2 separate regions of the Homo sapiens genome follow, and region 2 is linked to region 1. A link is a loop called in an ENCODE intact Hi-C map of the cell type or tissue named here. Cell type or tissue: heart right ventricle. All regions are shown on one strand. Links, peaks and the distances in the headings refer to the core of each region. The heading gives the core; the rest is flanking DNA. Region 1 overlaps HADHA (hydroxyacyl-CoA dehydrogenase trifunctional multienzyme complex subunit alpha). Region 2 overlaps HADHB (hydroxyacyl-CoA dehydrogenase trifunctional multienzyme complex subunit beta).

Region 1 (7,574 bases), core at 861-5,860:
ACCTTGTATCTTGTGGTTTAGCTAAATTCATTTACTAGTTCTAGTAGCCTTTTTTATTAATAGATTCCTGAGGATTTTCTACATAGATAATTATGTTGTCTGTAAGTAAAGACAGTTTGACTTCTTTCTTTCCAATATAGATGTCATTTGTTTCTTTTTCTTGACTTACCACAATGTCTAAGACCTTTGTACAATACTGGATAGAAGTCATGAGAACAAGTATTGTCAACTTGTTCCCAGTCTTAGGAGGAAAGCATTCAGTATTAAGTATGATGTTAGTTGTAGGTTTTTCATATGTGCTCTTTATCAGGTTTGCTGAGAATGAGTATTGAATTTTGTCATGCCTTTTCTCCATCTACAGAGATAATTGTGGGGTTTTCTTCTTTTTTAGTCTATTAATAATGTCAGTCACATTGATTTTTGAATATTGAACTAGCCTTGCTTCTTGGAATAAACTCCATTTTGTTGTCATATATTATAAAGGATTTTTATGTCATCATGAGGGATAAAGTCTCAAGGATAATTTTCTTATGATATTTTTGCGTGGTGTTGGCATCAGGATAATGCTGGCTTCATAAAATGAATTGAGAAGTGTTCTCTCCTCTTTTTTTTTTTTTTTTGAGATGGAGTCTCACCCTGTCGCCAGGCTGGAGTGGTGCAGTGGCGAGATCTTGGGCTAATTTTTGTATTTTTAGTAGAAACAGTGTTTCATCATGTTGGCCAGGATGGTCTCAATCTTCTGACCTCATGATCCACCTACCTGCCTCAGCCTCCCAAAGTGCTGGGATTACAGGTGTGAGCCACTGTGCCTGGCCTCCTCTTATATTTTCTGGAAGATTTTATGTAGAGTTGGTATTATTTCTTAAATACTTGATAGAATTAACCAGTAATTCCTGGGCTCCTAGTTTTCTTTGTTGGGAAAATTTTTACTTATGAATTCAATTAATAGATATAGGGCTATTCAGGTTCTCCATTCTAGAGTAAGCTACGATAGTAGTTTGTGTCTTTCAAATAATTTGTTCATCTATTAACAATTTGCCAAATTTATTGCAATAAAGCTGTTCATAATACTTGTCATTTTAATGTTTTTATACTCTATACTGATGTCTCCTCATTCATTCCTGATATTGATAGTTTATCAGCTGATAGGACTTTAATCACTTATAAAATACCTTCATAGTAACATCTAGGTTAATGTTTATTGAATAACTGGGCTGTAGCCTAGCCAAGTTAACATATCTGAAGACTATCATACTCCACCCCTTGTCTGTTTGACACCCATACACATCTCCTAAAGCCATACATAGTCTTCAAATAAAGGCAATGACAGGAGTCATACTTTATCCTGACATAATGCAATTCTCCTTTATACAACCAAAAATACACTAATCCTTTCCCTAGAAGAGGATGCAGAGTCCTTGGGTGAAATTCACTCTTCTCTCATATTCTGTAACATAAATGCTATGATATAAAGTTAACCATTATGGATACATCTTATATTAGATGATAAGGAGATAGAGAAGAAACACAAATATTTGGTTAATTATATATATTCATAACAAAATAAGAAATCCTCATAAATAGTACAGTATTCATTACTGTATTCAGAAATGAATATTTATAATATTTCCAGATCAGTATTCAGCTGATGTGGAAAGAGAACTGAGCTATCAAATATCAGAGTAAATAATTAAACAACCCAAAAGGAAAGTAACAGTGGAGCCTTTATTCACTTACTTTGATAGTTTACACAAAAGGCTAAAAACCAAAGAAAGTGCCAGCTCCTTTTTCCCCCCAGTACCGTTTTCCCCATGGAATGGTACACTGGTTGAGGATCTGGTAGATTAGCATACAAGTGGGGGACATCTCACTGTTGTGAAAGCCCTGAACAAAAGGTTCCTGCGGCTTTATGGACCCTGGGTGAGGAGAGTGGAGTAGACTGGGAGAAGTGTCTTTAAGATTTCCCATTCCGGCCAGGTGCAGTGGCTCATGCCTGTAATACCAGCACTTTGGGAGGCCAAGGCGGGCAGATCACCTGAGGTCAGGAGTTCGAGACCAGCCTGGCCAATATGGCAAAACCTCATCTCCACTAAAAATACGAAAATTAGCCAGGCGTGGTGGTACATGCCTGCATTCCCAGCTACTCAGGAGGCTGAGGCAGGAGAATCACTTGAACCCGGGAGGCAGAGGTTGCAGTGAGCCGAGATTGTACCATTGCACTCCAGCCTGGGCGACAGAGTGAAACTCCATCTCAAAAAAATAAATAAATAAATAAAAGATTTCCCCTTCCTCCTTTGACAAGGTCTCAGCAGAGGCACCTGAAGAAGGCCTCAGCCAAAGTCCCCATATAAAAAGACCTAGGAATAGAAGGCATCTAGGCTAGGAATGCACATTTGTGTAAGAGCTTAGCCAGCCCCAGAGACCCAAGTCCTTGACTGCAGCTCCCTCAGATGACACCGCAGTGCACTGGCTGTGTACCAGGTTTGGTGTGGAAAGGGTGATATTTCTACTCCCCTTTTCATATTCCCTTTGCCCTCAGGAAGTACCTCAGTTTGTCCTAGTTCTTTGCCTGGTGGGGTGACCTTCATTCCTAAAATGTCTTCTAGGCCACTAGCAGTCCCATGTGAACTGGGTTGTGATCTTCTACTGACTAATTAGAGGTCATGTTAGTACTAAGGGACACCCTAAGAGATCTGCCACATTTGAGACATACTCTTCCTTACCTCTGTTGTATAGTAGCAACCTAATATCCCCTTGGTAATCAGGATTAATCACCCCAGCCAGTACAGTACCCGCCCTCTGCTGCCTGTTGATTCCAAGGCATGAGGAGCCCAAAGTGGCCAGATGGCAGTTTTAACTAACAGTTCAGTAGAATCATTGTTGTGTCTCCTGGTGGAAGCATTCCTCCCTTTGGAACTGAGCCCTCTAGACAGGCAGAGCCCAAAGTTGCAGGGACAAGAAGCAGAAATTTTGCTGGTAGATTAGATCACTAGGGGTAATAGTGAACTGGGTAATTTCTGTTTGCTCTCCTTGATTTCTGGACTCACGAATCCTGGCTGTGGGAAAAGTAGCACCCTATACTGGAAGCTGACTTAAAACATAGCAGCATCCTGGAGGACATTGACTCTGCAAAATACTGCCACTTAGCTGGCACTGTGATGGAGTCTTCAGTAGTCCATCCCACCATTCTGTCAAGGCAACTGCTTCCCGGTGATGTAGTAAGATCAGTGTTTCGTGAGCATGGCCCATTGCTGCACTTCACTTACTGAGAAGTGAATTCCTTGATAAGAAGCAGTGCTTTGTGGGATACCATAATGGTGTGGGATACCATAAGGTACTCTATAAGTCCACAAATAAGTCCACTTACCACAAATTGGTAAGTGAAAGTCCATATTGCCTAAGCCCATGCATAACCTCCACACCCACCATCATGGCCACTGTTCATGAAGCAGTGATAAGAGTGACTGCGGAAAGATGCTGACTGCTATCCATAGAACGAGTCATCCCATCCACTTTGATCATTGAAATCCTCGGCTGAGGTCACTCTTTGATGAGCATTTAATGGGACACAAGTGTTTTCACATTATTTGCCTATTCAGAGAGGTCTATCCACTGACCTATTCCCCAGGTGTCCTTGTATATTAGTTTGCTAGGGCTGCCATAACGAATACCAGACTGAGTGGCTTAAACAACAGAAACTTAACATGTTTTCTCGCATTTCTGGAAACTGGAAGTCTAAGATCAGGTGTTAGCAGGTTTGGTTTCTTCTGAGGCATCTCTCTTTGGCTTGCAGATGGCACTGCTTTCTTACTGTGTCTGCACATCCCTGGCATCTCTTTTGTGTTTCCAAATTTTTTCTTCTCATAAGGATACCAGTCAGATTAGATTAGGGTACACCCTAATGGCCTCATTTTAACTTAATCGCTTCTTTAAAGGCCCTATCCCCAATTACAGTCACATTCTGAGATACTGGAGGATAGGACTTCAACATATGAATGAGGTAGGGGGGACACAATTCAGCCCATAACACCTTGCCAACAGTTTTTCATCTGTGTTCCCTGTAAGTTCCTTACCACCCAGGCAAACCGTTTGCCACGGCCTATGAATCAGAGTAGACCCTTAGCTCAGGCCATTTTTCTTTCTAGACAAAATGAACAACCGGGTGCACTGTCAGAAGTACTGCCCACTGGGAGGCTATCCCTTCACCACTGTCCTTAAGGGATGTCCCAGAAGGGACTGTAGTGTTACAGCTGTGCACTTCCAGGTGGTACCTGCGTATCACACAGAAATATCTACAAACCAGGCCTGAGTTTTTCTTTACCAATCAACTGGCCATAGAGAACTCCCCATGAGGCCATAGGTGCAGGCTGGAAGAGACAAAGAAGAACAGGGCCGTGGGGTATTTTGGCTACTTCCTCATGCAGCTTGTGCCTTTAGGGTCTGTTTAAGCCCAGTCTTACATATACCACTTCCATTTGATAATGGAGTGCTACCGTGTACACCCCACTTTATGGCTTAGTAGGTTAGACAACATCTGTTTCATGATCAGCAGCTCAGGTCACCAGTAACTTGATGCCCCATGGTTAAGCTTTGAGTCTCTGTGAAGTCCCACTAACAAGCCAAACACTGTTTCCCAAAAGGAGAGTAGTTATTCACAGAGGATGGTAGGGCTTTTTCTAAAATCCTAAGGGTCTGTGTTGTGATTCACCTAATAGAGATCTATTAAAGACTCCAGACAGCACCTCTGTCTGCTGCCGACACTTCAGGCGCCATCAGGTTTGAATCACGTGGCCCAAATGGCAGAACAGCTTCTCTTGTTCTGGGTCCCACTTAAACTAGCAGCTTTTTTAGTTACTCAGTAAATGGGCTGGAATAGCAACCCAAATGAGTAATATGTTGTCTCCAAAATCTGAAGCAGCCCACCAGGTGTTCTCCGTGTTTTTTTGTGGTAGGAGGGGCCACGTGCAACACTTACCCTTTGCCATAGAAGGGATGTCTTTGTATGCCCCAGACCACTGGATCCCCAGAAATTTCACTAACATGGGAGGCCCTGAATTTTGGAGGGATTTATTTCCCACCTTCTGACAGACACATGTCTTACCCCCAGTATGTCTAGAGTAGTTAATACTTCTTGCTCACCAGATCCATTCAGCATAATATCACAGTGTAATGAACCAGCATGATATCTTGTGGAAGGACAAGGTAATCAGGCTCTCTGTGGACTAAATTATGATATATGGTTGAAAACAATACACCCACCCCTAAGGTAAGACATTGAAGGTATATTGCTGAAAGCAAACTGCTTCTGGTGGTCTTTACTAACAGATACCAAGAAAAAAAAGCTTTTGTCAGATCAGTCACTGCATACCAGGTCCAAGGATGTATGTTAATTTGTTCAAGCAATAAAACGACATCTGGAACACCAGTTAGAATTGCAGTTGCCACCTGATTAGATGTACAGTAATCCACTGTCATTCTATAGGATCCATCTGTTTTCTGCACTGTCCAGAGTAGGCAAGTTGAATGAGAATGAAGTGGGAATCACCACCCCTACCGCTTTCAGTCCTTGATGGTGACACTAATCTCTGCAGTCCCTCCAGGATTGTGGTGTTGCTTTGGTTTACTCTTTTCTAGGTAGAGGCAGTTTTAGTGGCTTTTACTTGGCCTTTCCCACCATAGTAGCCCTTACTCTACAAGTCAGAGCATATAGTGATATTACTCATTGCTGAGTATGTCTGCTCCAATTGTACATTCTGAAACTGGGAAAATAACCGCAGGATGGGCTCAGGGACCTGCTAGGCCCACTGAGACAGACCTGAGCTAAAACTCCATTGATCACTTGACTTCATAAGCCCCTACTCTGACTGCTGGACCACAGCGAAGTTTGGGTCCCCTAGAATTAGTGTTAGTTCAGAAGCCAGTGTCTAGTAATCCCCAAAAAATCATTGTTTCCCCTTCTGCAAGGCAAATAGCCATAGGTCCCTTTGGGGAAGGGTAGGAGAAAGATAAACAGGAAAGTCTCCTCAAGAGGACACAGCTTCCCTTTCATTAAGGAGATTCTGGGTCTGTAAACTAGCTCATTTCTGGGAATTGCTTAAGGGGCCATGACTCTCTTCAGGTGATTCAAGTTATACTTCTGTTTACCAGACCTAGAATTCTTCTGCTTATACAGATCAAGTAAGAGTTAGTAGACTGCCCATCTATTTCTTTTTTAGGGACACCATGATCAACCACCCAATGCTATAGGTCTCAGCAAGTCAGACTATTCTGATTACTGCTTTGGCTCCACTATTTATTATGGTAACTATGCCCACCTTGATTTGGCATGGTGCTGCTACTTGGGCCCTGCCACCCCGGGATTCCTTTATCCCCATTGCATTTAGGGATCCCAGTTGATGGTAGCAGTTCCCACTGTAATTTCTGACCTACAAAGAGAAGCAACCACAGAGCAAAGATGCTGGGCCTCACCTCACAAATTGATTTCTCACAGTGGTGGTGAAGGGTGCGTCCTCTAACCCTTCCAGGGTGACCTGTCAGTTCTTTGCTCCTTTTTTCTTCTTCCTGCTTTCTTTTGGATTAATAATTTTTTATTGGCCGGGCACAGTGGCTCACGCCTGTAATCCCAGCACTTCGGGAGGCCGAGGTGGACAAATCACGAGGTCAGGAGATGGAGACCGTCCTGGCTAACATGGTGAAACCCCATCTCTACTAAAAATACAAAAAATTAGCCTGGCCTGGTGGCACATCTGTAATCCCAGCTACTTGGGAGGCTGAGGCAGAAGAATCACTAGAACCTGGGAGGTGGAGGTTGCAGTGAGCCGAGATCACACCACTGCACTCCAGCCTGGGCAACAGAGCGAGACTCCATCTCAAAAAAATATATATATTTTTTGTCTTCATTACTGGCCTTTTACTTTGCTTTTCCCTTTTAATGGTTGCTCTGGGGTTTTACAGTATACATTTTTAACCCATCACAGTCTATTTTCTTTCTTTCTTTTTTTTTTTTTTTTTGAGACGGAGTCTTGCTCTGTTGCCCAGGCTGGAGTGCAATGGTGTGATCTTGACTCACTGCAATCTCTGCCTCCCAGGTTCAATCAATTCTCTTGCCTCAGCCTCCTGAGTAGCTGGGATTACAGGTGCACACCACCACACCCAGCTAATTTTTGTATATTAGTAGAGATGGGGTTTCACTATCTTGGCCAGGCTGGTCTCAAACTCCTGTCTTCAAGTGATCTGCCTGCCTTGGCCTCCCAAAGTGCTGGATTACAGGTGTGAGCCACCACACCTGGCCGGTTTTCAATTGATAATATTTTCCTGTGGTGTCAGAACCTTAAAAGAGTATGCATTTATTTTGTATACTCCCCATTTTTGCTATTGTTGTTATACATTTTACTGCTACATACATTATAAATTCTTGTATATATTGGTATATTTGTTTTAGATAATTATCTCTTAAGGAGAATAAAAAATTAGAAAAGATCTTTTTTATAGTTGCCCACATAGTTACCATTTTTAGTGCTTTTTATCCTTTGTATAGGTAGATCCAGATTCCCATCTGATTTGGTTTTCTTGCA
Region 2 (7,104 bases), core at 2,054-7,053, 64 kb before region 1:
TTCTCCACCACTCTGTATCATCACATGAAGAATAAAAGTTCTTATTTCAACACAGGCAAATTTATAGATCTTTCATGATTAGTATTTTCAATGTTTTCTTCAAGAAATCCCTCTCTTCCTTCAACCTAAGGTCACAGGGTTATTTTTTTTCTAAATTTTAAGGTTTTTACATTTTATATTTAACTTATCTATACCTGATTTTTGTGATATATATGTAAATATAATGGTTTTCGTATTAAAAACTCACATTATAATTACCAAGGAAACCATGGGGAAACGATGCTGGGACTCTCAAATATCCTTTTAAGAGGTTAGCACTAGGTCTCCTGCCCAATCTGTCCCTGAACTACAGGGTAATTTTGATTCCCAGTAACTTTCATAGACCTAAGCAACAGTCACACAAATGTCCATAAAAAGAAGCTAGTGTTTCTTTAAACACTCGCATCCATGTTATTTTAGTACAGGGTAGTTTTCAAAAATCTGAGAGGATTTAGAGTAGTTGATCAAAATAAAAAACTTCTTTACACTTTATTTAAATCCTAGCTAACAGAAGCATCTCCAAACAGTGAAATAAACATTCTGCAGTTCAGCAGTGGGGAAAACAAAATGTGTTATTCTAAAACAGGACTGTCAGGCTGGGCGCAGTGGCTCACACCTGTAATCCCAGCACTTTGGGAGGCCGAGGCAGGTGGATCACCTGAAGTCAGGAGTTTGAGACCAGCCTGGCCAACATGGCAAAACACTATCTCTACTAAAACTACAAAAATTAACCAAGTGTGGTGGTGGGTGCCTGTAATCCCAGCTACTCGGCAGGCTGAAGTAGAAGAATCGCTTGAACCGGGGAGGCAGAGGTTGCAGTGAGCCGAGATTGTGCCACTGCACTCCAGCCTGGGCAACAGAGTGAGACTCCATCTCAAAAAAAAAATAATAATAATAAATAAATAAACAGGATTGTCTTTATCTTCCCAGCAGCCTCAGCATTGACCACAATAGTTAGAAGTTATAAATGAGTAATTAAAGGCAAAAATCTGGTCCTAAGCCAAGAGAACCACCCTCCCCTGATGAATAAAAAATGAGGTAAACAGTTCTCCAATATTTCTCCACTTTATTAACGCTGACCACCATATTTATGTATCTAAACATTTTTTATAAGTTTTCAGTGGTGTTTAGATTCTGAATTATTTTTCCATAATTAATTAGGCACGTTGGTTTGTATTTTATAGAGAACACATCTTTAGGACACAGATAAGAACAAGTATAATTTGCAAATATTACAAAGATGATTTCCAAATCTCAGTTGACCTCTTTCCCAACTGCAAACCCTCATTTAGTCTTTAGTGACAACAGAGACCAAAAACAACCACCCACACATCTCATGTGAGATTCTGGTGGCTTAGAAATCCCTGAAAGAGCAGTAAACTGATTATTGAAAAGCTCAGAACACTGGCAAGGCTTAAGTGCAAACTATTTAATAGAAGGCCACAAGAACTGTTTTCCTAAGAGGAGCTAGGAACTACAAATGTCATTTAGTAATGCATTGAAATGGCATTGCCTAGTGTGAGTGTTGCACAGAAACTTCAGGTCACTTCTTCTGGATCTATTATTTTGGATAAGCTTCCACTATCATAGCATGGCCCTGTAAAGAAAACAAAGTCCAATTAGAGCAATGAATGGTGATGAATCCACCTAGTACAGGGACAGCAGAGAACAAGGAGAAAAGTACAGGCTTTGGAGTGGGATCCTGGCTCTGCCAATCAATCACTGTGATCTTGGGAAAGTTTGTAGTCAGTCTAAACTGGAATTTCCTCTACAAAATGGGGCTCATAGTGTCTACTTCATAGAGTTTTTGTGGGCATCACATAACATACAGTATATTTGTATATGTGTGTATATATATACACACACATATATATTTATATACATTCATATATACATGTATACATATATGCATCAGGCTCTGTCTAGTACAGAATCTAATTCCTAGTGATGCTCTACAAATGGATGCTGTTAAAATGAGAAATCCAGGGGCTTTTTTAACTGTATAAACATAAACATGATACAGCAAATACCAATAAAAGTAAGTTTCTAGAGGGGAAAACTGAGGCTCTGAAAGGTTAAGTGACTCACCCAAATCACAAAGCTATTAAGGTAACAGGGCCAGGATTTGAAACCAGGTCTAGATGATTCCAAAGGCTGGGCTTGTCCCTTCTTCACTATTCTACACAGGTTAAGATAATGATCTGAGGGACCACAAAGGGAAGAAGTAGAATATCTTTCTTTTTTTATTTTTTTTATTTATTATTTTGGAGACCGTGCCTCGCCGTTGCCCAGGCTGGAGTACAGTGACGCGATCTCAGCTCACTGCAAGCTCCGCCTCCCGGGTTCACGCCATTCTCCTGCCTCAGCCTCCCGAGTAGCTGGGACTACAGGCGCCCGCCACCACGTCCGGCTAATTTTTTGTATTTTTAGTAGAGATGGGGTTTCACCGTGTTAGCCAGGATGGTCTCGATATCCTGACCTCGTGATCTGCCTGCCTCGGCCTCCCAAAGTGCTGGATTACAGGCATGAGCCACTGTGCCCGGCCAGAAGTAGAATATCTTTTATCCAGCACTATGCACAGTGCTATGTACTAGCTATGTCCTTAGTTTAGATGAGTCTAAATCCTAGCATAGAATTTTTAGACACCCTCTAAAAAACAAAAAAGTAAATAAAAGAAACTATTATTTACAAAGTGCCAAGTTGAACACTGCAGGTTTAAAGATTTGCCACATGGTCTTTGTCCTCAATCAAGTATACACTGGAGTTCAAAACAAACTGTTAAGTACTTGGTTTTTCTGTTTTTTTTGAAACAGGGCCTCCCTCTGTCACCCAGGCTGGAGTGCAGTGGCCTGAACACGGCTCACTGCAGCCTCAACCTCCCGGGCTCAGGTGATACTTCCACCTCAGCCTCCCGAGTAGCTGGGACTACAGGCACCCACCACCACGCCCAGCTAGTTTTTGTATTTTTAGTAGAGATGGGGTTTTGCCATGTTGTCCAGGATGGTCTCGAACTCCTGAGCTCAAGCAATCTGCCCACCTCAGCCTCCCAAAGTGCTAGGATTACAGGCATGAGCTACCACACCTGGCATGTTAAGTACATTGAAAAGGCACAAGCAGACAAAAAAAGAGCAGGGATAGGAAGGTTTGACTGACTTGGGGGTTGTCCTGAAAGAATTCATAATAAGGTAGACTACTCCTCTCTGGCTTGCTTATTTTATTTTTTATTTATTTTAATTTCTTTATTTGCTTTTTGAGACAAGGCAACTCTGTCACCTAGGCTAAAGTGCAGTGGCGTGAATACAGCGCACTACAGCCTCAACATCCCGGGCTCAAGCAATCCTCTCACCTCCCTCCTGAGTAACTGGGACCACAGGTGCGTACCATCATACCTGGCTAATTTTTGTATTTTTGGTAGAGACGAGGTTTTGCCATGTTGCCCAGGCTAGTCTCGAATTCCTGCGTTCAAGCCACCCAGCTGCCTTAGCCTCCCAAAATGCTGCGATCACAGGCATAAGCTACCGCACCCAGCCCTCTCTGGCTTTATTTTAAACACACTGTTTTCATGTTCCATGTTTTTTCTTGCTCTAGATCAGATTTGGCAACACCTGGAGATACTTTTGGTTATACCAACCGTGTGTACCTGGGGCAGAGGTGGGGAGGAGCTTGTTGCTACTGCTATCCGATGGGTAGAGGCCATGCTAAACACCCTACAACACACAGCCCCCCAAAACAAAGAATTGTTTGGCCCAAAATGTTAGTGCCAAAGTTGAGAAACCCTGCTCTAGATTCACCACGATGGATTTCTCCTCTGTCTCCAACCATGTTGGTATTGCTCACGTGGCTCTTGATCAAACAATGTCAAGTTTAATCTAGTTTCTCAGATGCATCTTATCTTCTCTCTTCATACTATAAACTTCTAGAAGAAAGGTGCTAGGTATTATTCCTTGTTCATCCATAAAAGCATCCAGTATTGTGTTATTTATACTCTACATGCTAGATAAAGAATTAGGGAACACATACTCAAATCTGCAGACATTACCCTATGTGGATTACGCACTATGCTCGTGAGTAATGTGTACAGGTTATCTCCCTGGTAGAAGCCTGGCATGAAGAGATAGAGGGATCGCTCTAGTCTTAATGGACCATGGTTTTCTGTAGATGAAGTTACACAGATTAAAAAGCATTTGTGATCATAAAGTCCAAAATGTTCCAACTGATAAATAACTGACCCCTTGGTTTCTGCAAAGTCTCTGAGGAAAATCCATGAAAAAGGGCTTTTAAACGTAAGATTTATTTCATTTACTTTATTTTTGAGACAGAGTCTCTCTCTGTCACCAGGCTGGAGTGCAATGGCGCCATCTCGGCTCACTGCAACCTCCACCTCCCGGGTTCAAGCGATTCCCCTGCCTCAGCCTCCTGAGTAGCTGGAATTACAGGCGCACACCACCACACTAGGCTAGTTTTTATAATTTTAGTAGAGACAAGGTTTCACCATGTTGGCCAGGCTGGTCTCGAACTCCTGACCTCAAGTGACCTACCCGCCTCAACCTCCCAAAGTGTTGGGATTACAGGCGTGAGCCACTGCACCCGGCCAGTTTATGCTTTTAAATATTTATTCATTTTGATCAGGAACAGGAAGTTTCTGTAATCTAGAGGAAGAGAAAATCTGTTCACATCGGGATTAAAAAAAAAAAAAAAAAACAAAAACAGGCCAGGCACAGTGGCTCATGCCTGTAATCCCAGCACTTTGGGAGGCTGAGGTAGGCGGATCACCTGAGGTCAGGAGTTCGAGACCGGCCTGGCCAATACGGTGAAACCCCGTCTCTACTAAAAATACAAAAAAAATTGCCCGGGCTTGGTGGTGAGCACCTGTAATCCCAGCTACTCAGGAGGCTGAGACAGGAGAATCGCTTGAACTCGCGAGGCAGAGGTTGCAGTGAGCCGAGGTGGCACCACTGCACTCCAGCCTGGGGGACAGAGTGAGACTCTGTCTCAAAAAACAAACAAACAAAAAACAAACTACAATCTTCCTTTTGGATTTTATTCCTAGAGTGAGATGCTACAGCAGTCAGGAAGTTGGGTCTCTAATGCAAGTGAAGTAGAAAGGAAAAAATCTGTCAACAATATATTTCCCCAGCTGAACAGCAGTAAGTTATCCAGAAGTAAATTAACTCCCCAGTTAAGGTATAATTCAGTTCTCTAGAAAGATAGTTTCTCTCTTGGAGAGATTTTATAAAGTCTTATGGTGACTAGATAAATAAAAGTTAATTATTAAAGAAGAAAATATATCAAGATGTTAATAATGTTAATGTCTGATGGGGAGATTATAGATGATTCTAACTTTTTCTATATACTTTTCATATATTCCACAATTTTCATAATCAGCATATATTTATAAGTAAAAAATAAACATTATATTGGGGAAAAATAGCTTGGGTTTAAATAGCTGTTTCCTTCCAAAGAATTATCAGAATTATGGCAGGGCATGGTGGCTCATGCCTGTAATCACAGCACTTTGGGAGGCCAAGGAGGGTGGATCACTTGAAGTCGGCAATTCGAGACTAGCCTGGCCAACATGGCGAAACTCTGTCTCTACTAAAAATACAAAAATTAACTGGACATGGTGGTGCACACCTGTAATCTCAACTGCTCGGGAGGCTGAGGCACGAGAATCACCTGAATCCGGGAAGTGGAGGTTGCAGTGAGCTAAGATATTACCACTGCATTCCAACCTGGGTGACAGAGCAAGACTGTCTCAAAAAAAAAAAAAAAAAACCCAAAAAACAAAAAGTTTTATCAGAATTACAGCTGTTATCCCTCCCCACTCCCCACCCCCAGGTCATCAAAAATATTGCTTTAAGAAGGTTTCAAACTAAATCATACATTCTAGTCATTCCAAGAAAATGACTCTCTGGAGGGTCCTATGACACCACTGTAACGTACCTGCCCTCCAGCTGCACACGCAGCCACTAAGCCATACTGGCCTCCTTCTTTCCGTAATCTGTTGGCAGCAGCCATGACCAACCTGCAGCCAGTGGCTCCAAATGGGTGTCCCAGGGACAGAGATCCACCCCAGTTATTAAACTTCTCCAAAGGAGGCAATCCAACCTGGCTCCCCCAAAGACACAAATGTAAAGATAAGTTTACTTAAGATCAGAATCAAGCTAGGCTCTTAGTACTACGAAGTAAGAGAGATAGAGGAAAATACGTAACGTCAGACATATTACAAATAATTTTACTGCAAAAGAAAGTAAGTCTAGGTCAATATTAAAAGTCAGGAGTCCATTTATTTTTCATCTAATGTCAGAATGCAAGGAACAAAAAACACAGAATTTTATTTTTGCTAAATAATTTCTATTTTTAAACTAAGAAATAAATATATTTAATGAAATACAAGAATTTCTACTTTTACACTAAGAAATAAATATCTTTAATGAAAGACAAAATTCTTCAAAAGAAAGAGAAGCTTTCCCTTCATATTCTTAAGAACAGGTAACTAAGATCCAATTATTAACGTGCTTTGAAAATTCACGCATTTTTTAAAATTAGAAACTCACCTTGGTTTTTCTACCCATGTAGTTTTCTGCAAACCAATCAGAATCCATGGCTTTAAAATTTGCCAAAATCTGACCCTGGAAGAGAAAATAATCGAATAAGAACCTCGTTATTCATGTTCCTCTACGCTTTCTTATAGGAATGGTTTGTGAAAGTTTAACAACTTTAGGTATGGTTTAAAGTTGAACAAATCGGCCAGGCACAGTGGCTCACATCTGTAATCCCAGCACTTTGGGAGGCCAAGGCGGGTGGATCATCTGAGGTCAGGAGTTCAAGACCAGCCTGACCAATATGGTGAAACCCTGTCTCTATTAAAAATATAAAAAAAATTAGTCGGGCATGGTGGCAGGCGCCTGCTTGTCCCAGCTACTCGGGAGGCTGAGACAAGAAAATTGCTTGAACCTGGAAGGCGGAGGTTGCAGTGAGCCGAGATCGTGCCACTACACTCCAGCTGGGGCAACAGAGCAAGACTCTGTCTCCAAAAAAAAAAAAAAAAGTAAAGTTGAACAA

The links. A loop is a pair of places that touch in the nucleus more often than their neighbours do. Peaks named below come from ENCODE experiments on the same cell type or tissue, not always from the same donor. Only the 100,000 strongest peaks of a DNase experiment are listed, where the experiment ranks them.
Region 2: a loop joins it to region 1, with 3 times the contacts of the local background. A loop is called at or near these places in 14 of 110 quality-filtered maps.

The regions. Positions count from the first base shown.
Region 1 is chr2:26,218,444-26,226,017 of GRCh38, reverse strand. The region is part of intron 7 of HADHA (hydroxyacyl-CoA dehydrogenase trifunctional multienzyme complex subunit alpha); the gene reads left to right. Among named protein-coding and RNA genes, the nearest start is that of HADHA, 22 kb to the left of the region's middle. In heart right ventricle, for the core only: no CTCF peak of the experiment used is centred there; no DNase peak of the experiment used is centred there; H3K27ac peaks cover 527 bases.
Region 2 is chr2:26,284,450-26,291,553 of GRCh38, reverse strand. It overlaps HADHB (hydroxyacyl-CoA dehydrogenase trifunctional multienzyme complex subunit beta), which reads right to left. Exons shown (of 16, transcript NM_000183.3): 14 at 6,597-6,671; 15 at 5,983-6,147; 16 at 1,089-1,636. The coding sequence ends at 1,601. Among named protein-coding and RNA genes, the nearest start is that of HADHB, 43 kb to the right of the region's middle. In heart right ventricle, for the core only: no CTCF peak of the experiment used is centred there; no DNase peak of the experiment used is centred there.